Regions from separate parts of the Mus musculus genome. Here region 1 is linked to region 2. The links are chromatin loops, found by intact Hi-C in ENCODE. Cell type or tissue: gastrocnemius. All regions are shown on one strand. Each heading gives the region's core, and the rest is flanking DNA. Links, peaks and the distances in the headings are about the cores only. Region 1 overlaps Dis3l2 (DIS3 like 3'-5' exoribonuclease 2). Region 2 holds the start of Dis3l2 (DIS3 like 3'-5' exoribonuclease 2).

Region 1 (15,664 bases), core at 4,796-9,795, 53 kb before region 2:
GAAATCTAAAATTTCTGACTTAATTTTCTACTAGCAAATTGGTATTTTTACATAAACATTTGGATCTGATTCATTTCTAACTTCTGTTTCCTTCTCTTGCTGGTCCCTATCTTACCTTCATATCCACCTAAATCCAACAGCATAGCTAGCCCTGCTACAGGAGCTTTAACGAAGGTCTTGAAAGCTCCAATTCTGCTCTTTGTTTGGCTCGTCCACATAAACCTGAAAAGCTGTCTGTAAATCCTTTAAAGAGACTGCTATATTGAAGGAAGGCAGCACATGGAGTCAGTTTGATCTGTTTGGGTAGAAGTGAAAACTTAAAAATATTGACTCTTTTCTATTTCTCCTCATTCCCTGCATTCTTAATTTCTCTCACTGATGATTTTATAGTTTTAGGTTACACAACTTATATTTTTGCTCAAGTTTCTCCTTAATTGTGTCATAAAAATCCTATTATAAATAGCATTTTCAGAAATTTTTAATTTCCTATTTTTCATTGCCAGCATGTAGAATTACAAATGATTTTTTTATATAAACCTTCAGTTCTTCAATCTTGATAACTCACTTCTTCTAGCATCTTTTTCAACAGACTCGTTAGAACTTTCTACAGAGAAAACCATGTAGTTTTCTCTGTAATAATAAAACAATCTTTGTAAGTAGTGTTTGGTTCTACCCTAGGTCTCTAAGCCATCTAGTTTCTAGAACCTGGACATCCAGGCAGTGGCTGGAGGAGGAAAGGGAAGGGAGGCAGCAGTTAGGATGTATTATAAAAGAAGAGTAAAAACAAAAGGCATATACACACACACACACATACACACACACATATGTATATATGTATATATATTCACACACATATATGTGTGTATTGCATATTTATGTATATATACATAATCATAAAACAGTTATTTTCTACTTCCTTTTGGTACTGGCTTGAATTTCTGAAACAATACAGGGAAGGCAGGCTTGGTAGCAGACACCTACATCCCATAACTGTTCGTGATAAAAATTTGCAGCAAACCAAGAATAGTGATCATATCATAAACTGAGAAAACATAGAATGGGTAGAAGACATTAGAGCAGTGTCATTCTTAGCGGTGGAGGGATCTGCCTTCAAAAACTGAGAAGAAGCAGGAATGGCCTTGTCATCCTCCTCTTAGTGGGTAGGACAGTCTTACCGTGTAGCCCAAACTCAGGGTCCTCCTGCCCTAGGCTCTTCAGTACTAGAATTTTTATCAGGAACAGTTATGGAATTTTGTCAATTGCATTTTCTATGTATACTGGCTGATACTTGGTTGAAATAAGGTATAAGACTTAGTTTGTTAAAGGGTGGGCTATAAAGACTGCTTTTCAACATTAAGCCAACTTTGCATTTCTAGGACAAGCACCATGTATTCATGTTCTATTCTTGGGCCATGTTCCTAGAGTCTCTTTGCGAATATCCTGTTGGATACTTGTTCACCTGTGTTTATGAGAGGTATTCATCTTTAGATCTTTTATGTTGTTTCTTACTCTAATATTTTACAATGGTGGTCTTATAGAATGAAGGAAACAGGGTAGCTGTGAGGAGCAGATGCAGCCGCCACCCCAAGATGGTGCCCGGGATGGCTGCCAGGTCTTATGACATGCGCCTGACTTCCTCATTATTTCTGCCTCATCAGCTCACCTGAGGTGTCGTCACTTGCTGTGAACCTATGGACTGCCATTTTGTGACTGGGGTGATTGGGAGGAGTCAGTAGGGTATTTAAGGGGCGCCCCAGGGTGGTTCTGGGGATTCCTGTTCCTGCATTGCAATGCTAAATGTTCCTGAATAAACCTGCTTGAAGAAAGACAACCAGGTGTTGCATCTTTCCTGCTGGTCGGGGTGGATGTGGCAGGTAGCTCCTTGTGTAAGACAAGGACTATTTCTTTTTTAAATGTTTAGCAGGGGAAAAAAATGTTTAGCAGGGCTTGCCAGTAAGTGGGACAATCGAGGATGCTGAAGTTTTTTTCAATAATATATCCAAAAAGGAAAATATTAACAAGACCAAGAAAAAGCTAGTAGGCATGAAAAACATGAGGGCAGAATGTGACTGATGCTCCTGTGCTATCTGGTTTCCACTGTGCTGAAGACTGAAGCTCAGGGTTTGCACATGTCATACAGTACCACTGAGCTACATTCTCAGTCACCTTCTTTAAGAAGACATGGTTTTCTGCAGTGACAGACACTTGCATGTCTGTGAGGTCCAGTGTGACAGCCACTAGTCATGTCTTTTGAACAAGTGTGACATATCTGTATGTAGTCTTTGCTCTCATAGATTTTTGGCAGGTTTTGGCAGATTTAGAGTTCTAGACTATCAACTAGATTCAGAGCCGAAGATATCATCCCCTTGTCTTATAATCTCTGTGGCTATCAACAAGTCAGCTGTTACTCTCTTAATTTTTGAAAGCATACTGTTCCTGTCCCTGGCACTTTGGAAATGTTTTCTCTTTGGTTTCTGCAGACTTACCACCATATTCAAAGGATGACTTTCTTTTCATCCTACTTGGGGGTCAATACAATTTCTTGATTCTGATGCTTGATAACTTTCATCAGTTTGAGAGGTTTCCATCATTCTTTTTCAAATATTACCTCTGCCTATTTCAGCTCTATTATAACCTTGAGTTCCTCAATGTCTCTCTACCTCTCTCAAGCTCTTCAGAGTTCTCTACCCTCTTTTCTCTGACTTTTACCAGTTCAGTGATGTTTACAGTAATACATACTTTCCCTCACTGTCCTCCATTTCAGCTAAAGAAATCACGGTCATTTTGCTTAAATACAAGGTGTAACAGCTGTTTGCAGCTCCCCTGTCTGTTCTTACAGCTGCCTTCACTCCTGTCTACTCTATCTTCACATGCTAACTTCTCTCCACCTCAACTCTCACCTCCAAGTCTCAGCTTTCACACTGGCTCCCTGTAACATGCAACTTGCCTCACTGCAGTCAATTTTCCAACAAAAGTCAGGATAGTTTCTAGCTTGAATTCTTCCATTTTTACATACTAACTGTAAAAGAAAAACAGTAAGATTTGTCCTCAAAGCCTGGACTGTGCCAACTGCAGGGATGCTACCTGTTTTGCCAAACCCTTTCCTGCTTAGCTAGCTCTAGCAGCATGGGCATTCACAAAATCAGACCTCTAGGTCCAGGCTCGGTGGCACACGCCTTACATCTCAGCACTAAATATATATTGCTGTGTGTCTCAATACAGGAAGCAGAAATGGATGAAAAATACCACCATTTCTGTGGATTTGTTGTTCTAACTCTCACAGCATAGGGTATAGGAAATTATAAATTATTTCACACTTGACAAGACCCTACAAGCACTTTTCTTATCCAAAAAAGTATCAGAAATTAGTGCAAGGATCTGACAAGGTAGATTGACTAAAGTGTGTGTGTGTGTGGGGGGGGGGGGAACGACTTCAAATCCCCATTGAATAGCCTTATTCACAGGCAAAACTTATTTTTACCTTGGAGTCCAAGGGGCCCATAACACCAACACACACACATACAATGCCTAAGTACATTATGGAATGCACAATACCCTATGAAGAAAATAATTAGAAAAGGAAATTTAAACTCACCTTCCACTGATCCTCAGGAAGCAGTTTTACAACCACAAGGTCCCCATTTAAGGCTCTATTACGAGCAACAACTCCATCAATAAAAATGTCCCGATCACCATCCTAAATTGGAGGGAGAAATAAAGGAACAGTCAAGTTACCAAGGCCTGGAGCCAAAATTTATCTCCTTCAAAGTGTTCATACTCTAAATCTGTCTGCTAACTTAACAAGAATACTACTCTAGTAGCTAGCAAGACGGCTCAGTGGTTAAGAGCACTGACTGGTTTTCCGAAGGTCCTGAGTTCAAGTCCCAGCAACCACATGGTGGCTCACAACCATCCATAATGAGATCTGATGCCCTCTTCTGGTATGTCTAAAGACAGCTACAGAGTACTTACATATAATAATAAATAATATAAAAAAAAATTCAAACCTAAGAACAGACTAGCTGAGGCTAAAATCACCAAATACTTAAAGAGATCTACTAAAGGCTGACAAAAACAAAGAAAAGCACATAAAGAAAAAAACTAACACTGTAGACTGATTACTAAAATGAAAAAGATAATATTCTTATGTTATCCTTTTTAGCTTTAGAGTAGAAAAAGAAAAACCGCCGGGCGGTGGTGGTGCACGCCTTTAATCCCAGCACTCGGGAGGCAGAGGCAGGCCGATTTCTGAGTTTGAGGCCAGCCTGGTCTACAGAGTGAGTTCCAGGACAGCCAGGGCTATACAGAGAAACCCTGTCTCAAAAAAACAAAAACAAAAACAAAACAGAAAAAGAAAAACCTCCAAATAAAGCAGAGAGAGATGAAAGGAGCAAGAACTAAAATTAATTTAACAGATACATATGTAAACATTTACACTTATATGTAATTTTAAGTAAACATAAAAAATATATGATTCCCTAAGGAATCACATTTAAAACCTCAGTGCCAGAAAACAGGAAACCTTCTTTCAAGTTGTTGGTCAAGAGAGTCCAAAAGACTCTCAAAATAACATATGCTAGTGCTGTTGCCCTAAAATGCCTCCCAGAAATTGAAGGTCAATCCCTATTGCTGAAGATACCACATACTTCAGATACAGGAAAACTTAATCACTGGCGGAAGAGAGAGAATCAGACTTCCCCTCAATGAGCATCTTAGTTGGTTACCTAACAATCTAAACACATATAGAACACCACAGTGACTCAGCAGGTTACATTTATGCATTTATATATATAAACATATGAGTATATACATGCACATGTATACACATAAAAATATAAGGTTATGAGAAGTAGTGAGAAGACTCAGGAGGAATTGGAGGAATGAGAGGGAAAGGAAATAATTTAAATATAGTACTCCTACATGAAATTTTAAATGAAAATAGATTAAGATTCATGAAACATCTTTAAACCTCTATCTCCTGACGTCAGAGCATGGTAAGCTCTAGACCATGAACATGAAGCACTGACACCTTAGGCATGCTCAGTCTCACAGCCAGAAAGGCCCCGTGGTAAATGGGGTGGTGCCCAGCAAACTCACCGGGCATCTACTTCAAAATCTAATGCAAAAAATAGCTAGATAAAAACAAGTTTTGGGGGTCAGAGGCCAAGAGAAAAATGTCTCGACAAACATGTGCTCTTCTTTAGTCTTCCAAGTCATCGCGTTCCTTTTCAGAGAATAAAAGAGAAGTTAAATGTTGGCTTTCCTTACAGGAGCTAATAGCAAAAGTGTCTGGAAAGTCACTGATTTGTAATACAGACACTCTATACTGTTAATATTTAACATTCAAATAACTTGAGTACTATAAAATTTTAGTTAGTTAAAATGGGCATTCTAAATCTGCCAACTCCTCCCAGCTACAAACAAATTCAAGATATTTTAAAACAGATTTTCTATTCAATTTCCAGTCTAGTGATGACTGGCAGCTGTGGCCTACACTCTGCCAAATCTGACCCCACCCTCGTCCCTAAGGAACAGCTACCGTGTTAGCCATAAAGAAGTAAGGCAGTTTGACCCTGTGATGAGCTTCTCAGAGAAACAGAGATGACTGGTAAATAGAACGTGAACCACACGAGTGTGACACATCACCACCAACTGTTGCTTTCTGCAATGTATTTAAAGCACCCTGATCTTAGGAACCGCCCTCCAATGAAGAGAGCAGCTGCTCAGAGGTCATCCTAACCCATTCTCATGTATCAAAACATCAGCAATGCAAAGTCTCCTCAGCAAGCAGCTGTACTCCTCCTTTGGCAGCTCAGAAATAGAAAGATTCGATGACTAGACTTTAGCATTACTGTCTTAAAGAACCAAGAAGAGAGAATGAGTAGAATCTAAGACAACTCCTAGCTAATGTGTCACTACTCAATTCTTCAATTCACTCAGAAGCCTATTATCTACAGCCAAGTCTGTCATTTTAAAGATAATAAACTTAAGCCAGGTGATGACGGAACCTTTAATCCCTGTACTCTGGAGGCAAAGGCAGGTACACCTCTTGAGTTCTGAGAGGCCAGACTGGTCTACAAAGCAAGTTCCAGGACAACCAGGGCTTTGTAGAGAAATTTTGTCTTAGAAAGCAAAATAAAAGATCCTAAACTTAGGAACTGTTCAATATTATCCCTCTTAACTGGATTTTAAAGCTACACAATTCAACTCTTCACTTGGACACTGGAAGACTCACCTTATCCATTAGAAAGAATAGCATAGTTGAGGGTGAGGAAGGAGACAGGAAGTGGATGGTAAACATCCATAGAAAAATAAAAGGAGTGTGGACACATCTAACTTTAAAAAGAGAGAATGAAGGAAGATAATATAAGAATGTCATAATGCTCAGAGTATCCTCTATTGATGAGATAATAGATCCTTTTGGACCAGGAATAAATTCCACAGCTGGATAAAGCATGCCTCCCATGACAAGACACAAATTACAGAGCTTCATAGACCAATATAATCCAGAACAGAAAAAAATAACAAGCTGTCCATTCCTTTTCTTTAGCTCAACTAAAAAAAGATAAAAAAGATATTGTAATATTATCATTTATCTTACTTTACTTAAAAGTTATTTGTTTTAATTTTCACTTTGTATTTTATTTTTGCCAAGAATTCCAAGATACTAGCAGGTAGACATATGTAACACATTCCATACATTTAGAATCTACCATAAGGGAAAAAAATCTACTTACTACCAATAGAAATTATAATAATTCCAAATCAAGTTCCTTCGATACAAAATATTCTTTCATACGTGATGATGAGGACTTAGCCCACTGGACTAGGTGGATATTTTCAAATGGCAAATAGCACCCAGTAAACATTTTTAGAGTAAGAATAAACCTAATCTAACAGAGGGTATTTTATCAACTCTTCATATTAGACATGAGAAAATCTTTCTATCTCCTGTGCTCAGACCATAGGTTCTTTTCCTACGTGTTCCTGTCTTACAGGTAAGCATTCAAGCCCCAACACTGCACTTCCTAGTCTACCTGTAGGCATTTTGCAATTCAACACAAGTTTGGTCTTGATGCGGACATAAACTATACTTAGCCAGAAATTCATGCTACTGAATTCTATTAATTCTTTTCTACAATGCCTCTAAATATTGAAACTGACCAAAAGAGCCCCAAAACAAGAATACAGTACCATTCTAACATCCAAAATTAGAGTATATTCACCTACAATTGGGCCTTGATAAGCAGCCTTTACTGCCAGTCTTCCCAGGGGTGAATTTAGTATTAATAGTTTCTGGGAGAATGTGACTATTCCATTAGGTTCTAGATAAAACAACATATACATATTTTATAGAAAAACCATCCTAACACTGCATCCATCTAAAACTTTCTAAATAGAATATGACAGGTAAAAGTTTCAAATAGAAAAACAAATATAAACCTTGGAAACACAGATGTTTTGCTTTTTCCTTCCTAATGTTAACAGACCAGACTGAAGCATATAAACATAATATTTGTAAAGCAAAGAATATGAATTTAACTTGCAGGATCCTAACTAGACTCTGTACACCTCCTCATCTGACAAGAAATTCTAAGAGGTAAAAGAATGTGTTCCCCTGAAATCGGCCTAAGCACCGAGGTGGCACTCTGTACTTCATGCAAGTTAAGGAATGGTATTGCTAAGAAACATGGATATAGAACTCAGACCTGTAGGGTAAGATAGCCATATATGCATATGCATATGCTCAAGCCCTGGTTAGATGTAAAGGAACCAAGAGAAGACAAGAATCAAGCTTGAGAAAGAAAGGTGTTAGAACACAGGTTAACAGTCAGCCCAAAGCTCCACAGAATATGAATTCTATATGTAAACAAACATGGGTACAAAGAGGTATCTTTGTCATAAAATTTATTTTAATGTTATTTTTATTCATGTGTATGCAAAGGTGAATAACCATGCATGTAGGTATCCACCAAAGCAGAAGAGGGAATCCGATTCCTTGGAGCTAACGTTACAGTACTGTGAGACCCTGGTGTGGTGCTGGGATCCAAACTTTTATCCTCTGCAAGAGCAGCATGAGAGCTTGACTCCTGAGCCATCTCTCCAGCCCAATTCATAACCTCTTATATATTTGGAACTGTCCCTTAGTTCTAGGCTTCACATGTGTTAAGTGCTAACCTAACAGGGATTTAACTTCAAAGAACTCAAGACTCAACACTTAGGAAAAATAAAAAGCTATAGTAAAGTTTTCAAACGTCTACAGTCCCCTGTATCCTTGCAGCCAGCGAGGCAAACAGAGTAGATGAGAGGTCTGAACTCTGGTCAGTTCACAGATATCTCACGGGATGAATTAAGTGAGATTTTCATGCTTAAAAATCACTGTTTCTCATACACGAGCGAGGACTCCTTAATTAAACTTAGTTAAACTCCTCCAACTAGAAGGCTACAAAAAAAAAAAAAAGTCAACCTTTCTAATGTGAGAAATGTTGATTATATAGAACCTACTGAGATAGCTAATCTTGATTCTAAGATGGCACGTGGCACCTTCTTGAATGTGATCGTCATAGTATGAGCAAACTCTAGAATCTAACCACATGTAAACACACTCTACACACTCCACTGCTTAACAGAACTGTTCCCAAAGTAAAACCCCACCTCAAAGTTGTTACTTTACAAGTCAGAGTATAGATATGTTTCATCTAAGGAAGAGACTATGATTTAGAGGAAACAGTGTGAAAGCATCAAAGATGTTTTTTCCCTACTGTAACAGTAAGCCTTGAACTTGAAGTAAATGCAAGCACTTGATTTCTGATGGGAGAGAGAAAAAGAGAAAAGGAAACTGAGCAAAGCTTGAGAAAAGAGAATAAGGATACTGCAATAGTAGCAGCAGTAGTAACAATAACAGTAATAACAGAATCACCTATGAACAACACAGCAATGTTATTAAACTTGCCATGTAGCTAATGAAATATGTCATTCCTTTCTAAGCAGAAGTTCACCCCTATGTTTCTCTTCCACTGTTAAAAAAAAAAAAAAAAAAAAAAGTAGCTCTCCATGACAACATCCTGGGAAAGTTAGGCCAGGAACTCAAGACTATTGCTCTTCCAGCCTCAGGTACAACCCTCTGCACAGACCTGCCGCTAACTACTTACCAGTGCAGGACTACTTTAACCAGAGAGAAGCTCTTAAGACAAGTCATGAATACAAGAAACAGCCTAAAAACAAAAACTAAAGCGCCTTGACCAAAGGCCGATCACCTGCACAAAAGTGAAGTGAGAAACCAACAGAAAAGCATTACACATTATTTTTGGACAAATGTTCAGATTAGCTCATGCAGTAGATCGAAAGTAGATAGCATATTTGTTTAGGAAAGATTAACTTAAATCAGTGGAAAAACCTATAAATCCTTTTAAGCTATAAACCAAGAGTATCCAATTACATGGGCTGGCCGGTAGTCTGTGAAAGTCCAGCTGCTTTCTGCAGCCTCAGAACAAATGTCATCCCTCTCATTTGGCATTCAATTTTAAGACTGGCAGAAGGGGTAGTGAACAAATTTTATTTATTTAAATTTGAAACAAATCTTTGCCTATTCTCAATTTTGTTTTACTATTCTGCTTTTTAGTCAAAGTATATGATTTCAAGTTCAGAGTACATCTAAAATATTCAATATGACATTAAGTTTATTATAAAGTTAATAAACTTACCGGAGAAGGAATGAAGGCTTCATGAAACTTCTTTGGGTTGATTCTCAATACACCCTTTAAAACAAAACAAAATAACAATCTTTGAAAATTCTACTAGCTGGATATTTATTTTTCCTATGTATGTTATTCTCTGATTAAAAAGTTCTTAAACAATTTGATTCAGAAAACAAGTTAGATGTATGAGAATTAATTTAAGGCTGGTACAGGAAAAACTAGGTTCCAACACTGACAACTGAGACTACTGCCCTGCTCTGATGGGCACAGGAAATACCAGCCCTAGGCACAGAGCAGGACATGACAACTACTCACCTTCACCTTTAAACCTTGACTCTAACAAGGCTGTCTGGAGAGTATGCCTCCTTCATATTAGCAGCCTACTTGCTCCAGGTCAGTCCCATGACCTCTGCACAATGTCACGTCTCTGGGACCGTTTGTTTTCAAGCTGGGTTCTAACTGGATGCTTAGCCCCGAGGAGCTGGATGGACATGTTCTACTCTGACTCCTTTGCAGAACCGAATGAGTTAATAATTCAAAATGGTTCCTAACAACTCTTAATGCAAATGTCAACGCTAGCTCCCATAGCTAGGCCACCCAGTCTGCCTTCAACTTCGTATGACTCCAGCACCAAGTCAGGATCCACTTCTATTTATGTACAGGCGTGCAGGTAGGGGCAGTCCTTAACAGCCACTCAGTGCTGTGGGCCTTTTTCAGGCAGCCATAACCTCCCCCAGAGTCCAGCTGCACTCACGGGCCACTGGAACACGTGCAGGGAAGAAACTGTTTTCCTACCAACACAACTCAACGGATAATTTGAGAAAGTGTTTAAAGAACATTTCCCACTAAAAGGAATGACTCAAAGGCACAGAATTCACAAGATAGGTGAAGGTATAAGATTAAATGGAAAATAATTTCTTTCTTTCACAGGTGTTTAAATTACAAATTTCCATGCCATGATACACATCTTAACATACCAACTAGATTATCACAGATGATCACTCAGTCCTTAGCCATTTGTATTGATATTTGATACTGATTATGATCAAGCCCCAAACAGACCACATAGGGTACTGAATAATAACTAAGTTTAGTCCTTGAGAAAGAAAACGAATGGGATGCTGTGAGATTACAACTACAGCACTTTCAGCTAGCACAGTTCTAAGAAAAGATCAAAGGTGAAGGAGTAGAGGTGCAGCAGGTGAGGCATCCAGCACTTGCTTGACCCTATGTGGCCAGAACTCTGCTGGTTACGGAAAGGGGTCAGGAGATAGAGCTGACAAAGCTGCCCAGGCTTTCTTGGTTAAGAGTGCTGAAGCAAATTCACTTTCTAAAGCAACTGTTTCTTACTGAAGGAAAGGGGAAACACTTATAATTTTTTTCTAAATACTCATACATTCAACAAATATTTCCTGACCACTAGCTTGACAGTCACTATGTATGATGAGGAGGCTACAATAGGGAATAACAGACAGCCTTGAGGGGAAATGCTTCAGCAAATTTAAACAGTATTTTTAAGCATTTCATTTTCTGATTCCGGACAGCCTTTTCTTCTTTTTTTTTTTTTTTGGCTTCATAAATTGTCACTTTTATTTTTATATCAGAGAGATTTTCAGTTGCTTCTCTGGCTAATCTTAACTTCCTGTTCCATATTTTTTTGTTTTTGTTTTTGTTTTTTTTAATTAGGTTTTTTCTTCATTTACATTTCCAATGCTATCCCAAAAATCCCCCATCGGACAGCCTTTTCTAAGCTTTTTTTTTTTTTTTTAAATTACTATTCTTCTTCCATCTCCTTTTTAGTTCAGCAAAGAGTTAGCCTCTTGGTTTGAGTGTGCCTTTAATTGCACAATACTGCGAGAAGCCAAAGCTGGGCTCCCAGGAAAGACACACATTGTTCAGGTTTGAATCTAGGATCAACTTAAAATATATGAAAAGGACCAGAAAGTTCTTGATTCATGATTCTCTCTCCCAAACCTCCCAACAAATAAAAGCACAGAGGGTAGGAAAGAAGCCTTGTTTCAGATTAGCATATGGAAATTAGCATATGGAAATTTGCTTCAGATTAGCATATGGAAATTTGGCTTAAGAACTGGATGTCAGGAACAGACCCCAGAGAGAACAGATAACAAGTAGAACCAAGCAACTCCTCCTGAGTCCTCAGCAGAGTAGAGATGTCCCTGCAGCCTGACAGAAGGCAATAATAGTACAGCCTGTCAAGAAACAGTTTGCCAGCTCAAAGACTCACCCAGCAGAGGATCAGTCTCACCCAGAGGAGGCCAAGGCTTGTGTTTCTTACCCAATCCCCTTTAATTCCTCGTTTTCAAACTTTTCCAGGCCTGGAGTTTAACCAATGAGGATCCTGTACTTCCCATCCCATTCTAAATACTTCTGTGACTTCTTACCAGATCAGAACCTAGCCCTGCCCTAATGTCATTGCTTCCTTTGGGTGTTATCAAAGAGAACATCTCAAGGATGGTGAGGATGTTTCCCAATAATTAGTTTCTTCCTATATTCTCAAATACCCCTTTGAAGTTCATGTCCTAGTTCTTGCTAGACTTGATACACGTGCCTTCTAACTTACTGATTATAGCATTAATTCACTAATGTTTTGACTCAAGTGTCACTGCCTTCCCTTATCCCAATTCCTATACACATATAGGGACTTTGAATCCACATCAATGACCAAATCACTCCTCCTACACATAATCAATAAAACCTACCTCTCAACTGACCCCCAAATATCTGATTTCTCCTAGCCTATACTCAAAGACCAGAATGGCACTGCAGAAAAATAACACACAAATGGTCTAATTAGTCTAACTTGGCAATCACAAATACATTTTAGCTAGCTTACAGTATGTTTGAAAAGACGTAAAACTAAGGAATTTCACACATAAAAATGTTTCCAGATTTTTTTAAATTTTTTATTTATTTATTTATTTATTTATTTATTTATTTATTTATTTTTGAGACAAGATTTCTCTGTATGGCCCTGGCTGTCCTGGAACTCACTCTGTAGACCATACTGGCCTTAAACTCAGAAATCCACCTGCCTCTGCCTCCCAAATGGAATTAAAGGTGGGCGCCCCCACTTCCCGGCTCCAGATATTCTTGAAAAATAATCTTAAGATGTACAACTGCAGACAGGGCAGCAACCACCTCAACTGAATTACAGATGTGCTAGACAGTACTTAAAAACAATCTCAGACACCATTCATATGTGTAGAATATGGACCATGTACTTTTAAGAGCTAATGAACTAATTTAAATTAAACTAGCTAATTTGACTTAACTACTACTGTTTTCTTCTTTTGATATAGATAAGGTGACTGAGACACTGAGAAGATAAATCTGGAAAGTCTGGCTCCAGAATCCAGGCTCCAACACCTCTGTGTTAATAGCATCACCGGGACCCTTCACACATTTACACCCTCCCAAATCCACACAGTTTTAATTCTGTCTTCCTTACCTTAACCAACAGCAAGATCAGGTCTTCACCTGATTCACTCAGATGCTAATGGACAGCCCCTATTCCTCCTTTTACCTCCCTGTCCATATGCATGCACTAGCATGGTGTCCACTCAGGCTCCACATGCACACACTAGCATGGTGTCACACTAGCATGGTGTCCACTCAGGCTCCACATGCACACACTAGCATGGTGTCACACTAGCATGGTGTCCACTCAGGCTCCACATGCACACACTAGCATGATGTCACACTAGCATGGTGTCACACTAGCATGGTGTCACACTAGAATGGTGTCACACTAGCATGGTGTCCCCTCAGGCTCCACATGCATGCACTTCCCTCCTCACTGCACCTCTCTGCCCCTTTTTTCATCCCACACTATTTTCTTATCTAGTGGATTTTGGTGGCTTTCTAAGTGGACGTCCAGTGCTACCTACTTAATACCCTTTGATGACTTGCCATTGTTCTGTGCATGATATCTGCCAAGTCCTGCATGGCCATGTGAAAGGGACAGTGTGACATGGTTTCCCATCCCTGGAACAGAGCCAGCAGGGTCTATGCCTCTGAGTGCTGACAGTTGCTAGGTGTAAGACTTATTTGTATATTTTACTTTCTGTTCCTCCTTCTGGGAAAGTCTTCTCTGCCAAGGTTGATGACTCCTTGATAACCAGCGACAGTCCAGGAGTCAAGGGCATGTCTATGTCGTTAGCAAAAAAAAAAAAAAAAAAGGTAAATGCTGTGACCTTCAAGACAGCCCTTAAGGCTATGGGAAAGAACTCTGAAAAATGAGTTCAAAAACATAATTTTTCAACTATGCAAAATATAAGGACATACTATGAATCATATAAGGAGATGATTCACAGAACAACAACAACAACAACAACAACAACAAAAACAGAGGCAGTTACACTATAACCCAGCTGGTCAGAAAGATATAAAGGCAGGCAAATTTCTGATTTCAAGGTCAGCCTGGAACAGAGCTAATTTAGGTGCAGGCGTGGTCTGAATGGTAATCTCAGGATGAGATCCCACCCAGTTAAATTTCTTGTTTGTGCTTACAAAGACAGGCAGATCTCTGAATTCCTCTGCAATGTTAAAAAAAAAAAAAAAAAAGGTGACTTGCTGTCTTCTAAGAATCAAGGGAGAAAGTGGTCATGGGATGCTGATTCCTGGGATAATCCAAAGGGAACCTGGAGTAAATGACTGAATTGATTTGTAAATAACACAGGCTGCCAGCTTGTACCCCAAGATTGACTTCGAGTCGTTTTTTTCCATTTCAAACACCCCTTCTCTCAGGAACCCCTTTCTAAGCAAAAGCTGGTCCCTGGCAAAATCCAAGTTTCTAATATAGTCTAAGTCCCTAAAGGACTTGGCTACTGCCTAACTCCACCTTTGCTCCATTAAGTCTCCAAAGGCTGCTTCCTTTTCATCCTCTAAAACATCAAGTCTTCTCCGTGCTGTTCTTCTGCTTGCTGATCTCTTTACCTATATTCTTTTCCAAAGCTGAAATTAGCTGCTCACTTTTGTTCTTTAGATCTCACCTACAGGATGATCTCACAGAGACTTCCCTAACCAATATGTGCAGTGGTTCCTTCTATCTATTCTCTCTCCTCTTTCTCTTGGAACATTAATGACCTACAATTTCCTTCACTTTTACAGTTATTTTTGCCTACCAGCCCAGTGACTTTTCTAGTGCTCATTCCCAAATGCTTGACATTCACTAGGCTGTCAAAAATGTTTCTTCAGTTCATTAGTTACCTATTATCTGCAAAGTTGACATCATCCCTTTGTCCCTGGTATCATAACTCTGAATACTACCTCTCTTCTTAGGGATTCCATAATAATGTCGCCTCTACTGTCCTGTTCTTGAATACTTACCCAAGCTGACCTGTGTGTGTGTGTGTGTGTGTGTGTGTGTGTGTGTGTGTGTGTGTGTGTTCTGCCTGTACTTCTGTGCATCATGTGCATGCAGTGCTTTCAGAAGTCAAAAGAGAGCAGATACTTTGGGACTGGAGTTACACACTGTTGTGAGTTGCTATATGTGTGCTAGGAATTAAACCTGGGTCCTCTGGAAGAGCATCCAGTGCTCCTAATCACTGAACCAAATCTCAAGCCCTCTGAGCTCAATTTTAACAAAGAGCAAAATTCCTAGAAATAATGAGACCATCATACCCTCTGTCCTGGAATAGGCCTTTTCAGAGGTCAAAAACAACATCTCGCCAATATTCTATTACAACAGGAATCTGACATCATGCCTCCAGCAGTTCTAAGGACTCATTTTGGACTTCTAGTAGTCAGTGCATAATCTGGATTCTGAAGGTGCCAATTGTACCCTCTCTTTGCCCATGTCCCTTAGTTATCCCCTTAAACCTCCTTTCAGGGTCTCACCTCTCATAGCACTTCCCATAACAACCAACCAATACTGCTCCTATGCATAGAGTACTGACACACTGATGTGAAACTTGGTTATAAAGAAAAGTACATGTCCTGAATTA
Region 2 (15,664 bases), core at 4,398-9,397:
TTCTCACTAAAGTTAAAATGTAATTTCAATTGTTTGTCTTGTTTTTCAAGAACTGTCTGCTCTTCCAGATCTCCTTTTAATTTCCAGCAGCTATATGGTGGCTCACAACTATCTGTAGCTAGGATTCTTAAGAGCACTGAACACACATGGTACATAGATAAATATACAAGGAAAACAATCACACATATAAAATTTTGTTAATTGTTAATGAAAAATAGAACTGGGCAGTGGTGGTGCATACCTTTAATCCCAGCACTCGGGAGGCAGAGGCAGACAGATCTCTGAGTTCAAGGCCAGCCTGGTCTACAGAGTAAATTCCAGGACAGCCAAGGCTACATAGAGAAACCCTGTCTTGAAAAACAAAAACAAAACAGCTACCCAATGACTCTACATTTGAAGCTGTATCCAAGTTGCTAAGATAGTGGGATACTCTTGGGTATAGTAAATTAACTGCTAAGATAATCAATAAATGAATCAGCATAAGGTATGCTGACTTCTTTGGAAGGAATTTTATGAACACAAGATTTAAGACTTCTCATACAATAAACAATTCAATCACAAGCACTAATAAAGTAACTAAGTAACGTAAGAAAACACTCTATCAATCAATCAATAACCGTGAATTAATTATGTGCAAGACTTTACTAAGTAATGAAGGCAGATTTTTAAAAGATGTCTGCCCTGGACCAGACTCATACAGTAGCTAAAGACATACAAAAGGCTGTTTTAAAGCTAGACAAAAAAAAAAAAAAAAAACACTTCTGCAATTCAGTCCAACTCCTTTGTTATCTGCTTTCACACCCAATTCAGCCAAACACGTGCCTCCTGTGCCAAGCCCATACAGAGTAATACCCAGTCCCCTTGCCCCTCCTGCCCACCCATACACTACATACCCACAGACGCTTCCCTCCCTCACATTAGAGGCCTGCAAGATTCCTATCTTCCACTCAAGGAGCTAAAGGGATCTGCAACCCTATAGGTGGAACAACATTATGAACTAACCAGTACCCCGGAGCTCTTAACTCTAGCTGCATATGTATCAAAAGATGGCCTAGTCGACCATCACTGCAAAGAGAGGCCCATTGGACTTGCAAACTTTATATGCCCCAGTACAGGGGAACGCCAGGGCCAAAAAGGGGGAGTGGGTGGGTAGGAAATTGGGGGGGTGGGTATGGGGGACCTTTGGGATAGCATTGAAAATGTAAACGAGGAAAATACCTAATAATAATAATAAAAAAAAAAAAGATTCCTATCTTCCAAAGCTCATCCCAAATGCTTCCTGTGTCTTTGGAAATCTGTTATGAACAGCACGGTCCTGCATGCTATGCTCTGTTATGGTAATCTTCCCTATTCATCTCCTGTTTTAGTTCTATATTTGTCTGTCTTGCTTGAATCAAGTTATATGGTTAGAAAAAACTAAATTTAAATTTGAACCATTAGCTATCTGACCTTAACCAAAACAAACTCCCAAGTTTCTTAAGTTTCAGCTCCTGAATATACAAAATAAGGAGGTCATCACCTACTGGGTGTTCTTTATTGAACTGATAGGGGTGTGGGTTCAGAAGAGGAAATGTAAAGAAAGACACTGACTGGGGATAGAAGTGCCTCAGAACAACAAACAACAAAGGACATGAAAGCTGCAGCTATTAGGGCTACACCATATTCTTAAAGAGCTAGAGGTAAAATTGAATATATTAAGAAAAGACAGAAAAATATTCAGAAGATCCAAGTAAGGCCCCTAGAGATTAAACACTATGGTACCTGGGTCTATGAGATGGCAACAGGCCGTTACCAGCCACTTCAGCCTAACAACTTGAACTTCACCCCAGGAACCATGTAAAGATAGAAAGAGAACTGATCCCACAAAGTTGTCCTCTGAGCTCTACAAACATGCTATGGCATATGGGCACATGCACACACATACGTGTCTGAGATTAAAGATATGGTGAACATATCTTTAATAGCATGCCATAGAATAACAGGATAACTGAACTAGTAACAGATTAGATACTGAACAAGGAAAAGGCTAGTGAACTCAAAGATACAGCAATAGGCAAAAACATGAATCCAAAGAAGGAAATTAACAGAGCATCAGTGAGCTGCAGAACCGCCTCATACAACATAATATATTTAATTATATTTATTTAATATATGTTTAATCAAAATCTACAAGGGAGAGGAAAAGGAAAGAAAAATATTGGGGAAAATGATAAATACTTTACAAAATTGATTTAAAAAATTACAAAATCAAAAATCAAGAAGTTCAATGATACCAAATACAAGGAATGTAAAGAAAGCTACACTAATACATACCACAATCAATTTGGTTAAACCAGTTTATTAAAGGGGATATCTTTAAAGCAGCCACAAAAACAAACAAACAAAAAAAACAAAACAAAACAAAAACACATAGTATGTACCAGGAAACAAAAGGATCTTGGCTGCTTTCTTTCTTATCAGAAACAAGTGAGATAGAAAACAATAAATAAAACAATAAATCAACATCTTTTAAGTGATTGATGAGAGAAAAAAATCTAAAATTCATTACTTAACAAAGTTTTTCTAAAGCAAATAAAGTGCCTTTTTAAGACATACAAAGGCCCCATTAATAGAAACTTTAAAGGAAGTCCTTAAAGCAGAAATAAAATCATAATAGATGCAAGTATGAGATTAGCAGAGGAATGAAGAGAAAATTAATTCAATGCATGTGTAACCATAAAGAGGTTTGGCTTTTTGGCAGAGGTGGAGGTGTTGAGACAGGGTTTCTCTGTGTAACATACATACATACATACATACATACATACATACATACATATATACATCTGATTAAGGCTGAAGAGATGGTTCAGTGGTTAAAACCCTTGCCTTGCAAGCAAGCCTGGGGACATGGGTCCAGATCCCAAGAACCTATATAAACACTGGGTGAGTATGGCAGCTTGCCTGTATTTCAAGCCATGAAGGAAGACACAAGAGATGCCCAGAATAAGCCAGACTGCAAGACTAGTCACATCAATGATCTCTGGATTTCAATGAGAGATCCCACCTCAATAATAAAGCAGAAAATCTATACAGGATGACTCCCCACACCAACCGCAGGCCTCACACAAACACGTGTCCACAAATACACACACACACATCCACCTATACTTACATGAAAATGGGGGGGGGGGGTAACTGATTCTATGTTTTACACTGGATTTTAGCCAAAAGGCTGAGAAGCAATCTGATTCTATTTTGTAAAGATGCTTACATATAATAGAAAGTGCCCTGCAGTTGACAACACATAGAATAAGGTGACCAAGAACACAAGTATACAAGTAACCTCAACAACACAGATGATTAATAAGGTCAATAAAAGGCACAACCAAAGTTCATTCGAAAAGAAACAGCTATCATAAATACTTTCCATTAAAGAATCCAGATTTTAGTCCAACAAAAACCTTCCCACGAGGACACTCCAAACCAGATAGAAACAGTAATAAATACTGATAACAGGTAAGGAAAAAGAAATATCAACTGCATACAAAGTATAACAAAAAACTGAAGGAAAGGGACCGTTTCCTAATTCATCAGGGCTTCCAAATTTATTACTGGTAAACCAAATAGAAGATTTAAAAAAATATAAACTATTTTGCCCCAACTGTGTGAATGAAGCCCAGAGATTAGTTGATGGCTTTGAGCTGAGTGATGGAAGACAGGGACGTTAGGAGCAATGCACAAGTCCACTCACTTAAACAAAGGGGCCAAAATTATGACAACAGACAGCAGAAAGATGGTTGCCAAGAGCAGGCGAGAAGAGAGCGGATTTCTCTAGACCTACGCTACGCTTCACTGAAACGTTACCCCCACTGAACTAAACACTTGGAAGTGATTAGGTGTCTGTGGATGGACGCATGCACCTGGAAACCAGCAAGTCAACCTTAGGTTACCCTCAGAAGCTGTCTGCCTTGGTTTTCATTTGGGAGGGCTCGGGGGCTGCTTTGTTTTGCTTGGTTTTCTTTTGTTCTAAGCTAGTCTCTCACTGGGACCTGGGGTTCACAGATCACAACAGAACACAAGGATCTTTCTGTCTCCTGAGCACAGCTATTACAAGCACATGACACCAGGTGTGGGTTTTACATGGCTGCTTGGGATATGGATCTCAGGTCCTCGTGTGCTGCAAACACTTCACCAACTAAGCTAATCCCCAGCCTGACAGTAGGCTTTATATTATGTGGTTTACTACAACTTTAAAAAAAAAAAGAGTTTAAAAAAAAAGTCACAAAAACTGGTTTCCAAGCAGTAGTACTGATTAAAATTACTTCTAATCAACTAGCCATAATGATCTCTTTTATATTTTTGGTTAGGAGTCTAGCCCTTAAAAGTTGAGCCATCTCTTCAGCCCCAATTCTTTTTTTTCCCAAATAAAAGAAAAATGAGTACATCTTGCAAGTGGGATATGGAGACTTCTCAAATTATAATAAAGCATGAGAGGCAATGAGATGGCTCAGGAAAAAATGCATTTGTCACAAAGTCTGACCACCTGAGTTCAATCCCCAGAGACCCACCTGGTAGCAGGAGAGACCCCCACAAGCCTACACACACACACACACACACACACACACGCACACGCACACGCACACGCACACACACACACAAATAGATGTAAATTTAGTGGTTTTTTTATTAAAATTTACAAAATATAGGGAGCAAGTTGAAGAACAAGGAATGGGAAAACAATACAAAGGCTAACCAGTGGTAGAAACACAAAGCATGCTATTCAGACACAAACACACTATGTCATCCCAACCCAACACACAGCCTAAGTCCCTAAGTAGAACCTTCCATAGAGGCTTCTCTTTATTCAAAGCACAAAGAAAAATTCAGCTTGCCTACAGGGTCCAGCAGAATCTGGACCCACGCCACTGCTCCAGCCCTCTGTCCTACCAGATTGTTCCATGTGGCCCCAGCTCCCTCTCTAAAGCTGTACCTTCTGTCCCTGGTCCTCTCCAGCCACTCTGCCAGCACAGGGTCTCTGCCCTGCTATCTTCAGTGAGACTGGAGCACTTCCTTTCCCACGCATCCCGAATCTCTCCATTCATATGCTGCATTTGTGACTTCCCTTAACATATCACAACTGCAGCTATATTGTCTGCTAAAGACAGAAGTCACATCTGAATTCATTCTTAACTCCACAGCCAAGCACAGCACCTGCTGAAGGACTGCTAAGGTCTTCCTACAGCTTAAGTCAAGCAGAGCATCAAAGACGGATAAGCTACACACACACACACACACACACACACACACACACACACACACACAGGGTTGGGGGGTCATACCATAGATAAAACATAGTAATTGGTTGCTGAGTAACCATTGTTTTTGCTGTCTCCTGACACAGCGCCTGCTACACATTAAACACTCAAAAATAAAGAATATCAGTCAAAGAGCAAAATTTCCACAAGACTCTTAAGTCTCACGTATTAAACAGTAACTCTGCTTAAACTGTTGTGTTTTACATAAAAATAAGACTGACTGCAGAAGCAAAAGATCTAGACGGGGTAAGAACATGGTGTGTTCTTAAAGAAATGGATCAGGATCAGAGTGACTTTAATTTTTTAAATAAGAACTAAACCACGTGAAAACGTTTCCCAAGCCCTAAAGAATATTATTTACAAAATTATTTCATTCGCTCAGTTCCCTCCAATACATAGTGTATCTATCCTTTAGAGGCAAATCAACTATGTTCCTAAAAGTCCCACCCCCTAACCTACTACACAGCACTGAATACCTACCACATAGATTGTATTTAATCATATGTCATCTTCTTGTTTTCCCAATGGTGGAATGTGTACAACCTCGTATGTCTTCTAAAACTTATTTCAAGTGCATTAACACTACAGGTGCTTAGTACTGAAACTAAATGATACCATTTTCAATGATGAATCTCAAAAGGCTCCTGAATTTTATTCCTAAATAATTCTGCAAATTGTTCACAGCTATGTTTTCACGCCATCATTCTATTAAGAACAGCAATGTCTAAGGTCTTTTTGGTGTCACTTGTCCAAACTCAAAAGAGGTTTTCGGTGCCACTGTTATCTTTTGAAGTGTAAATCAGAGATATATTTACACCTGGCCCTATTTAACGGAGTAAATTTTACTTGCAATCTTTCCCAAGATTAGTCAGGTCCCAGGACGTCCCTTCTGTATAAAACTGGACACCACAACAGCTAAAATACAATATACTGTCCACAGCTCATTCCTAACTGCAAAGCTAACTCCCGGGGAAATAAATGCTCGGTTCAAAGCGTATAGACACCTGATAAAGTCTATATCACTTTGGAAAGCTCGGGTGATCAGCAAGCGCTGCCGCTCATCACTCCGGAGGCACCACAAGCCTATCAGCCTCCATCAGGACCCACGAGAGAACACGTCCCCAGGTGCCCCAAGCCTCGGAAAGTCGCGGCTTCCCAGACACCGACTCCAGTCCCCTCTCCCTCCTCTCGCACTGAACTGAAATATAAAAAGTTAGGGCCCACGGGGCGTGAGGAGCCTGAGGCCGGGTCGGGGCCGGCGGAAGGCGACCAGAGGCGCCGCGGTCGGGCGCCCCGTGAGGCTAGGACGCACGGTCCCGGCCGCGAAACGCGGCGCGGAGGGAAGGCCAGGCCGGACGGCCGGGGCGTGCGCAGGGGGAGGGGGCAGGAGCCTCACCGTCGCTCCCGGGAGGCCGGCGGCGCCGCAGACCCGCAGTTGCTAGGGAGAATGCGCTTCCGGGTCACGAGCGAGCGTTCCGAGAGCGACGGTGGCCGGGTTGAGCCAAGAGCGAAGCGCGGGGCTAGTGGGCGGTGGAGGCGGTGGTCGCTGCAGGACCACGGGATTGAATGAGGGGCGGTACGAGGCTCATCCCGCGTGGGCGGCTCCCGCCTTAGCGACAGCAGCCTTTCTGACTGGGGTCCCTCTCGCGCTATCTGGATCCTAAACCCACCACCCAGCCGTTGTCACGTTGCAGGTTCCACCTGACTTTTGGATGCTCTCAGCACCAACGCCACCACCTTCCTAGTTACCAAGTCTTTATTCATCCAAGCATTGGCCCATCACTCCTTCACTGGACACCTGTACAGGACTAGGTGCATTGTTGGCACGCGCAGGCTGGTAACCAGAGAGGTGACAGTGTCCAGCTAGCTCAGATGAGCGAAGGAAGCTATAAAGCCTGTGCGAGAAAGGCTAGCCTAGGCAAAAGAAGAGAAGAGCAAAGAAACCTCAACCAAGTGGAGGGGGAGAGAAAGTGGGTCAAGCCATGGAATACCTGCAATGTGGTGTTAAGGCTGCAGGAAGGCAGCATGGCCTGATAGGCAAATGGATCAAAAATTGAAAACATGAGGACTCTGAACCACAGAGAAGGAAACCCAAAGAGCGTCCTGGGAAGTATGAAAAGGAAACAAACAAACAAAAAAAGTTAGTGAGGAGCTGGTCACAGCTGCCAACTGTTGTGGAGATCATGTGTTCAGTGATGCCAGTAGAATAATCAAAATTCAATACTACAATGTCAAAGTAGGGAGTGGAGTGCACTTCATTGGACTGTGAGTCTTTTCATGATTGGTTTAACCAGCTGTCTACGTGTGAAGGAGGCAGCTTCGTTTTTCTCCATGTAGCGTCAAGAAAAGAAGATATGGGAAACTTCTGGATTTCTTCCTGCTTTAAGAAGCCCCACCTTGGTATAACTTCCATGCTTGCTTAAGGAATGAGCCTGCGGATTCTTATTTTATTTTATTTTTTCTCGCTCCTCCTCAGATCCTTTCAGAACCCTTAGACAAACTTGCGTGTAAGCAAACCTTGCCTGTTCTAACTGCAGAGAATAAATGGCAGAGGTTTGGGGATTCTGTGACTAGTAAGCAGGATAGTGGAAACAGGGATGGGGAAATCCAGTAGAGACAAAGAACAAAGGATTGGAAAAACAAACAAACAAACAAATGGGGTATGGGTGGGGGGCAGAAATGGGAGGTGAGCTAAGAAAACCAAAAATAAACTCAAGAATAGAATGGCAAGGACAAAGGAAGGAGAGTCAAGATCATTAGTGTCTAAGACCACATTTTGACTGAACATCTGGTGTGAAGGCTGAGTGCATGTACTACCATGACTCCTAAGTCTAGTGAGCCTGTCTTCCTCATGTGAGCTGAAGGAAGTCCACAGCACACTTTGTAGTGGATGGGGGCTAAGAGCCTTGCTCCACATGCCTTTCTGGTCCATGTATAATCCTCCTAGAACAAGGGTGCCCTTAAGCTCTTCCAAAGGATTTAGAAATAATGATTTCCTGTGAAAAACTGTGAGTCTTTTCACAATTGGTTTAACCAGCTGTCTATGAAAGTAAACCAAGTAAACGGTTTTAAATGTGTGGCTGAAGAATACAGGAACGATATAGTCAAGAGAGCTATCTTAATCTATTCTCACTGCAGAAACGAAATACCAGAGACTGAGTGGTCTGTGAGCAGAGGCTGGGAAAGCCAAAATTAAGTCACAGACCCTTGTCAGTGTCTGATGTGAGCCACTTCCTGACTGATCATCAGGAATCTGCTCGCCATATTCCCGAAAGACAGAAAATACAAATACGGACTCTAGAATCTATTACAAGGAGACTGTTCCATTCATGGAGACTAGATGCCCATGACTTAATCATCAATCAATAACTCTGCCTCCCGATACTGTCTCTTTAGGTGTTGGGGAGGTGGGGAAGGACAGACATTCATTTTATAGCAAAGGCCTAGATATAATACAGCAAACCAGGACCAGTAAGTAGTGATGGTTTGATAAAAGTAAGCCATATCACTTGTTTTGTGAATAAAAGGTATAAAGCCACCTCATGATCTAGAGAAGAGAAGGCCCAAACGCATGAGTCGGTGAATTCTGTCTAGCATATACCTTAGAGTGTATTCTGAAGAAGGGTCAGGTGATTCATTAGGCCCCATTTGGTTGGGTTTCTGTTGGATGTCAGTGGTGTCATAAGAAACGGGAAGGCCTAATTAGCTCTACCCTTCAACATGGTAAGCCTAATCTATGTTTGGTTTCTGGGTGATTGACAGTCCATTAATGATGCAAAGTGCTTTGAGAAATGTCTCCAAATACCCAGCATATGAACAGAACCACAACTCCCATGCCCTGCTGGGATATGAAAAGAGCCTCCAGCCTCCAGAAGCACACCAGTTTGATTTTAGGAGGCCTTGTGTCTACACCTTGGTCTTGTCTGCTGTAACAACCATAAGCTGGGAACCTTAAACAACAGAAATGTACACAATTCCTGAAGTTGTGAACTCTAAGGTTAAAGTGTTGGCAGATTGTCTGGTCGGGACCGACTTCCTATTTCCTGCCTTGTCCTGATCAGACAGGAAAAGAACCAGTTGGCTTTCTACATTCTCATAAAAATACCAATCCCATTCTTGATGTCTTCACCCTTGTGTTGCAATCACCTTCCAAAGCTCCAGCTCCTATTACCTTGGACCAGTTTTCAGAATATGAATTTGGAAGGACATAAACCTGCAGTCTGTGACCTTGCTCTTAAACCCCATTTCACTGATGAGTTAAGGACTTAGAAGGAGCCGCTGTTGTCCTAGAGATTTCCAGGGTAGGTTAATCTTGATTATTGACCACCATTGCCTCTGCTCAGGATTCCGTGTTAATACCCACCCAGTCACAACAGCAGGCATTAAGGAGTGGTCGATAACTGCACGTTCCCTATCACCACATCTTTACACATTCTGCCATCAGCTGGTCCCAGAAGTTGTCTTTTTCCATCCATTCAATTCCATTGGCATCAGAGACAGGGAAGAGAGCAGTTACTAAGCAACCTGGGATCAATTAAAAAAAAAAAAGTGTTGTAATCTCAAAGATAAACCCAGGCGACAGAGGCAGCGTGTACATACACATTCGTGGGAGTAAGTGGGTGAAAGAGTGCAGCGACCAAACCAAACGCCACAGGAACTCCAGGGAGATAAGGCAGGACCAGTTCATTCAGCAGCTTGACCTAACTGCTGTGTGCTAATCTCATCACACAGGAGGTAAAGGATCTGGGGAGGGTGTGAAATAGGTGAGAACTGAAACCATTCCAAGAAGCAAAGTAAAGTTATGCTAGCTGGCCTGGAGGGCTCTGGGGAGACTTCAGATCATAAAGACCGCATAGGTGGACTGGGTGCATGGGCAACGAGCTGTGGACAAGCAATAAGGATGTCTCAAGGTCTCACTACCTGGCCCAGCCTCTTCCTCGACGCACCTACACCCACCCAGACCACTGCTTCCAACTGGAAGCCATGCTCTGTATTCTGGTTTTGTTCTTGTTTTACTATATATAAATGCTTGGCTTCTTTCTTTCTTTCTTCCTTTCTTTCTTTCATTCTTTCTTTCTTTCTTCCTTCCTTTCTTTCTTTCTTTCTTTCTAGTATTTAGTTTCTCTTTTCCTTTTAAAATTTTAATCCTTGGGTCTCATTGTTTTACCATTGTGTTCTTTTTTTACCTTATAGGCCCCGTTTAAATTTTTGATCTTGCTAGAGAGATGGCTCAGCAGTTAAGAGCATTGGCTGCTGTTCCAGAGGACCCAAGTTCTCAGCACTTGTGGGCTGGCTCACAACGGTCTGTAGCTCCAGCACCACGTGGATCTTACGCCCTCTTCTGACATCTATGGGTACTACATGCATATAGTGCTGACATACACGCAGGCAAAATACCCATCTGTACACATAATACCGTAAAAGAAAATGAAGAAATAAATATGATTTCTGTCTTTCTAATTATTTTAACTGTCAACTTACCATTTTTTTAAATTGTGTGTATGCACACACTCTGTGTGTGTGTGTGTGTGTGTGTGTGTGTGTGAGAGAGAGAGAGAGAGAGAGAGAGAGATAGAGAGAGAGAAAGTTTCAGGAGTTGGTTCTCGGTTCTCTCCCTCCACCTTTTTAAGACAAGAGTTCTTCTTATTTCTAAACGATGCTTCATATTCTAGCTTAGCTGGCCTGGAAGCTGGCGGATGCTCCCATCTCACCACAGGGATACTAGGATGACAGATGTACACTCAGCTTTTTACACGGGTTCCCAGAATAAAACTCGGGTGGTCTGGCTTGCACAGCAAGTACTTTCTACCCACTGAACCCAATTCTCTCCTAATTTCTTCAGTATATTGTTCCTTTTAGACAGTCTCTTATTATTAGCTTTTTAGTGTTTCTTAATGCTCCACTTTTTTTTTCTCATTCTATACTTTAAATGTGGGTTTTGAGCCCAGCCTGGGCTCAATGAGAACTAGTCTCAAAAGAAAGAACTTTCATTTTTATCCTCTCTAGGCATTGTGTTTTATCTCTCTTCCATCTCTGTCTTATGCATCTCTTTAGATTCTGAGTGGTCTCTTTTAATCATGAGACATGCTCCAAGGGGCACCTAATAACAGTTACACCTGAAAGAGAGAAAAATGACATGAAATCCACAAAACCCAGACTGCTAGTGGGGACTTGCAGTCTGGGGAAATGGCATCATTAAACAAGACTTTACTTTTCTTCCATACTTTGCCACTGCCAGATCCCAGCTCCAGCTGGAGATAAATGTAATATAAGGGGACCTCCTGAGCTACAGTCAATGGCACAGCAACACGTCACAGCCCTTACAGCAGGGGGAGCCAAACTGCTGGGTTAAATCCAGCTCCCCTAGTTGCTCACTGGGAGCCATACGTGGCTGTATAGTCAAGACTGTATAGTTTTGAACTAGTTACCCAATGTTTTCCTTCCCTCTAGAACAGTGGTGCTCAACCTGTGGGTCAAGACCCCTTTGGAAATTGCTGTTAGGTTTGTACAATACAGTTCATTACAGTTACAAAGTAGCAAAGAAGCTAATGTTATGGTTGGGGGTCACCACACCATGAGGAACTGTATTAAAGGAGCTCAGTGTTAGGAGGGTTGAGAGCCACTGCTATTGAACATGGGTGATTATGGTACCACGTACAGCAAACTATAATGTTACTATAAAAGATTTAAATGACATGGTAAGTGTAAAACATTTATAATGGTGCCCAACATATAGTAAATATATACTGTTATCATTCAATAAAAAGTCATTCCAAATGGTAGCCACTCTCAAGGGTGTAAAATGACTGTGTCTGATGGATGGTGGTCCCAACAACAAGGTAGCATTTATATTTCCATAGCAGGCCACATAGCCTTCCAATCCTTTGGGGGGGCACTTCTAACAAATGGAACACCAGCTGTTTTGTGATCACTTACAGAGGAAGCCTTGTGGGGCAATGTATGTTGGGGTGGCAAAGAGGGGAAATATAAATGAAGAATTAGTTTCCCTTTCCATTCAATAATACTGTCTTTTCACTCTACACAGAAAACACCTGATCTCCTGAGGTCAACCTTTGAATTGGGTTAGGGGTCAGCTGAATCAGGAAACTAAACTCACCCATTAGTGTTATCACAGCTCAGGACTATAATGGCTTAAGGATGAGGGTGCATATGTGAATTCTTAGGGTAGGGGGATATGGAATGAGCAGAGGTAGGAAAAAATGATAACTTCATCCAGAGTAGCCTAACCTCTATAAATATCCACATCTTAGTGTGAAGAGTAGGAACATAATATAATGTGCAGGCTTGATAAAAACATAATGACCAAATCTTAAAATGTCTTACTGGGGGGGGGGGGGCTACAAGATGGCATGATGGATTAAAGCATTTTCCACCAAGCCTGACAGCCTGAGTTTAATTATCAGGATCCACATGGTAGAGAGAACCAGTTACTACAAGTTATCCTATGACAGGCATGCATGTGCAACACACACACACAAGTGTAATTTAATTTCTTTTTACTGAGAAAATGTTTCATAGCAAACCAAGATAGTCTGATTAAGGAGGATTTGTAGAAGTAAGTCTTCAAAAACTTAAATCTATGTATAAGAGAGAAAAATGCCGTTGAGCTAAAATATGTGTGAGGATTGAGCAAGGGATGTTTTAGTTGAGATAATTGGAGAGACTGGATAAAGCTCCAGGAAGTTGGGTTCAGAGACATTACATCTGATCTCTAAATGAATCTCAAAAACAGCATCTATTAGAAACCCTGTATTAAGTTTAGAAGAAAGCCAAGAATTTTATGAACTGAGAAAATATCAAATAACATAATTACAACAATTTTAAGATTACATGTAAATGGACTAAATTTTTCTACTTAAAAAAAAACAGAATCACAGACTGAATTTAAAAACAAAATTCACATCTATGCATCTTATAAAATATATTTCGAAAAAAAAAAAAAAAGAAAGGAAGGAGAGAGGGGATGAGAAGTTGGCTCAGATAAGCCACGCTTATACAATAGCAAGCATCGCCCGCGCTGGCTTGACTGTTGAAGCTGTCTTCACCCCAGGACTCCAGCACACCCTGGCATGCCCAGAACACAGAGGGAGCCCCCTAGAGGTCAGTGTGAATGAGGGGCTACCACCACCTCCCAAGGGAGAATTTCTTTTCAACCAAAGCCAGGGAGAGGACCAAGGACAACAGGTCACCTATCGCCCTATGGAGCAGGGAAACTGGAAGAAAAGAGCATGCCTTTTGGCCAAGGGCAGCCCTGCCCTGCGGGCTTTCAACAGAAGAAGAACCAACAAGGGAAGGGTGCTGTTGGAGCATGTTGGCATCGGTTCCCCCACAATGCTTCATTCATGAGCCTCACACCCAGGCTTTGACCCAGCCCGCCCCCCACCCCCACCCCCAGGAATCACCAGCAAGTCCCCACACCTCATGCCTTGCTTCAGCTTCCTCCACTGCAGAAAGCGATGGGCAGAGACTTCCCCAAAGAACATCCTGGGAAATGAGAGCTCTCCCCCAAAATGACCACCACTATTTTAGTAACAATTATGCCATTACAAAAAAAATATTAATTATGGTTTTGAAAACAAAGATATCCTTAGTTAAGATGATATGGAGACTCAGAAATGTTCACCCTCTGTTAGATTGCAATACAATGAGAATACTGGGATACCATGTGCTCACAAGTGACAAGATGTAAGTGGAAGAAACGTTCTGGAAGGGAGCACTGGGTTGCAAGGCTTCAGTGTATGCCTCCATATTTGAAAAACAAAAAATGATACCAGGCTCACAGTTAAAGCTATGTTCGAGAAATGTTTATAGCTTTAACTTATAGTAACAAGAAAGATGGAAACAATGAGATCTACAACTCAGCTTTTCTAAAAGACCCAAGTTTAAAAGAAGAGTAATAACTATAAAATCAAACAGATTAGAAAAAAAGAATATTTAACATGCAAAATAAGATTTAAAACTTCATTACAGGGAGTAAAGTGGCATATGCCTTTAATCCTTGCACTTGAGAAACAGAGGCAGGTGGGAGTTCGAGACCAGCCTGGTCTACATAGTGAGTTCCAGGACAGCCAGGGCTATGTAGTAAGACCTTATCTCAAACACACACACACACACACACACACACACACACACACACACACACCACTTCATTACAGAGAGTTCCTTCTGCCTAATTCACTCCCTGTGAGTCCCTATGACATTCAGCTGGGTCTGCCAGCCCATCAGTCTGCAACTTTTCCTTTCCCCACCCCCTGTGTCTTTCAGATGCTGGCCAAAGCCCAAGTATGCTTTTCATGGTACTTTAGGCATCCTCTCTCTCTCTCTCTCTCTCTCTCTCTCTCTCTCTCTCTCTCTCTCTCTCTCTCTCTCTGAAGCTCCCCTCCCCACCATGTGGCTGATGCTCAAATGGCAGGGCATTTTCCTTCAGTAGACAGGCACAGGCAGATAAGGTTGTAACTGGACTTTGACTACATTGTTCTTCTTTATTCCACCTCCTCCACCCCTTTTCTTCCTCCCTTTCAACCCCCTAATGCTAAATAGGAGAGAAAGGGGGAGAGGAAAGAGTTCCCTTTTCCTTCTCTACTATGTAGAAAAGGGAAAGAGATCCCTGAATAAAGTCAGGGGTTGGAAAAGGGCAACATTATCTTTAGAGTACTTTCTGCTAGTTAGGGTTGAGTTCCTTGGGGCAAGTTTGATCTTCACTGTCAGGATATCTCATTTCTTCCTGTTAATGCTTTTTCTTTGTGCACAACTACTTAACAAACCACAATCAACAGCACCAACAACAACCAAACCAACAACCAACCACAACCTACCCCATGTCTCGGGGGCCCTAGCATTTATATACCCTCTGAAAAACCCTTGGAATTCCAAGTACACAATCACAGAAAGACTGCAGCTGGCAAAATCACACGCCTGCTAGAGCACGAGGCAAATTGCAACCACTTGCTGTGGACAGTCTGAAGCAGCCCCATGTCCCCAGGATTAAATGAAAACATATTCTTATAATATATCAGTGTTTTTTTAAAGAAACCAAAATTCTAAAATTATCACTACACATGGTAGATAATCTTGATTGACAATCTGATGGAACTTAGAATCACCTAAGAAAGACCTATAGACATGTCTGTGAGAGTGTTTCAGAGATATTTGGCTAAGGTGAAAAGAGGCATCTTGAATGTGGGCAGAGCTGTTCCATAGGTTGTGGTCCCCATGAGAATAAGGAGGGAGGAGAAAGGGAACTGGGTTCCAGCATTCAACTCTCTCTGCTTCTTGACTATGGATGCAGTGTGAAAAGACACCTCATGTTCCTGCTACCACACCTTCCCCACCATGACTGCCCTATAACC

Evidence for each region. A loop is a pair of places that touch in the nucleus more often than their neighbours do. Peaks named below come from ENCODE experiments on the same cell type or tissue, not always from the same donor. Only the 100,000 strongest peaks of a DNase experiment are listed, where the experiment ranks them.
Region 1: a loop joins it to region 2, with 7 times the contacts of the local background. A loop is called at or near these places in 1 of 42 quality-filtered maps.

Annotation. Positions count from the first base shown.
Region 1 is chr1:86,748,321-86,763,984 of GRCm38, reverse strand. Dis3l2 (DIS3 like 3'-5' exoribonuclease 2) reads right to left here. Exons shown (of 21, transcript NM_153530.2): 4 at 9,705-9,758; 5 at 3,596-3,697. Among named protein-coding and RNA genes, the nearest start is that of Dis3l2, 52 kb to the right of the region's middle. In gastrocnemius, for the core only: no CTCF peak of the experiment used is centred there; no DNase peak of the experiment used is centred there; H3K4me3 peaks cover 429 bases; H3K27ac peaks cover 3,255 bases.
Region 2 is chr1:86,694,898-86,710,561 of GRCm38, reverse strand. Dis3l2 (DIS3 like 3'-5' exoribonuclease 2) reads right to left here and starts at 6,758. Exons shown (of 21, transcript NM_153530.2): 1 at 6,691-6,758. In gastrocnemius, for the core only: a CTCF peak has its summit at 6,591; DNase peaks (open chromatin) are centred at 4,933 and 6,776; H3K4me3 peaks cover 1,991 bases; H3K27ac peaks cover 1,711 bases.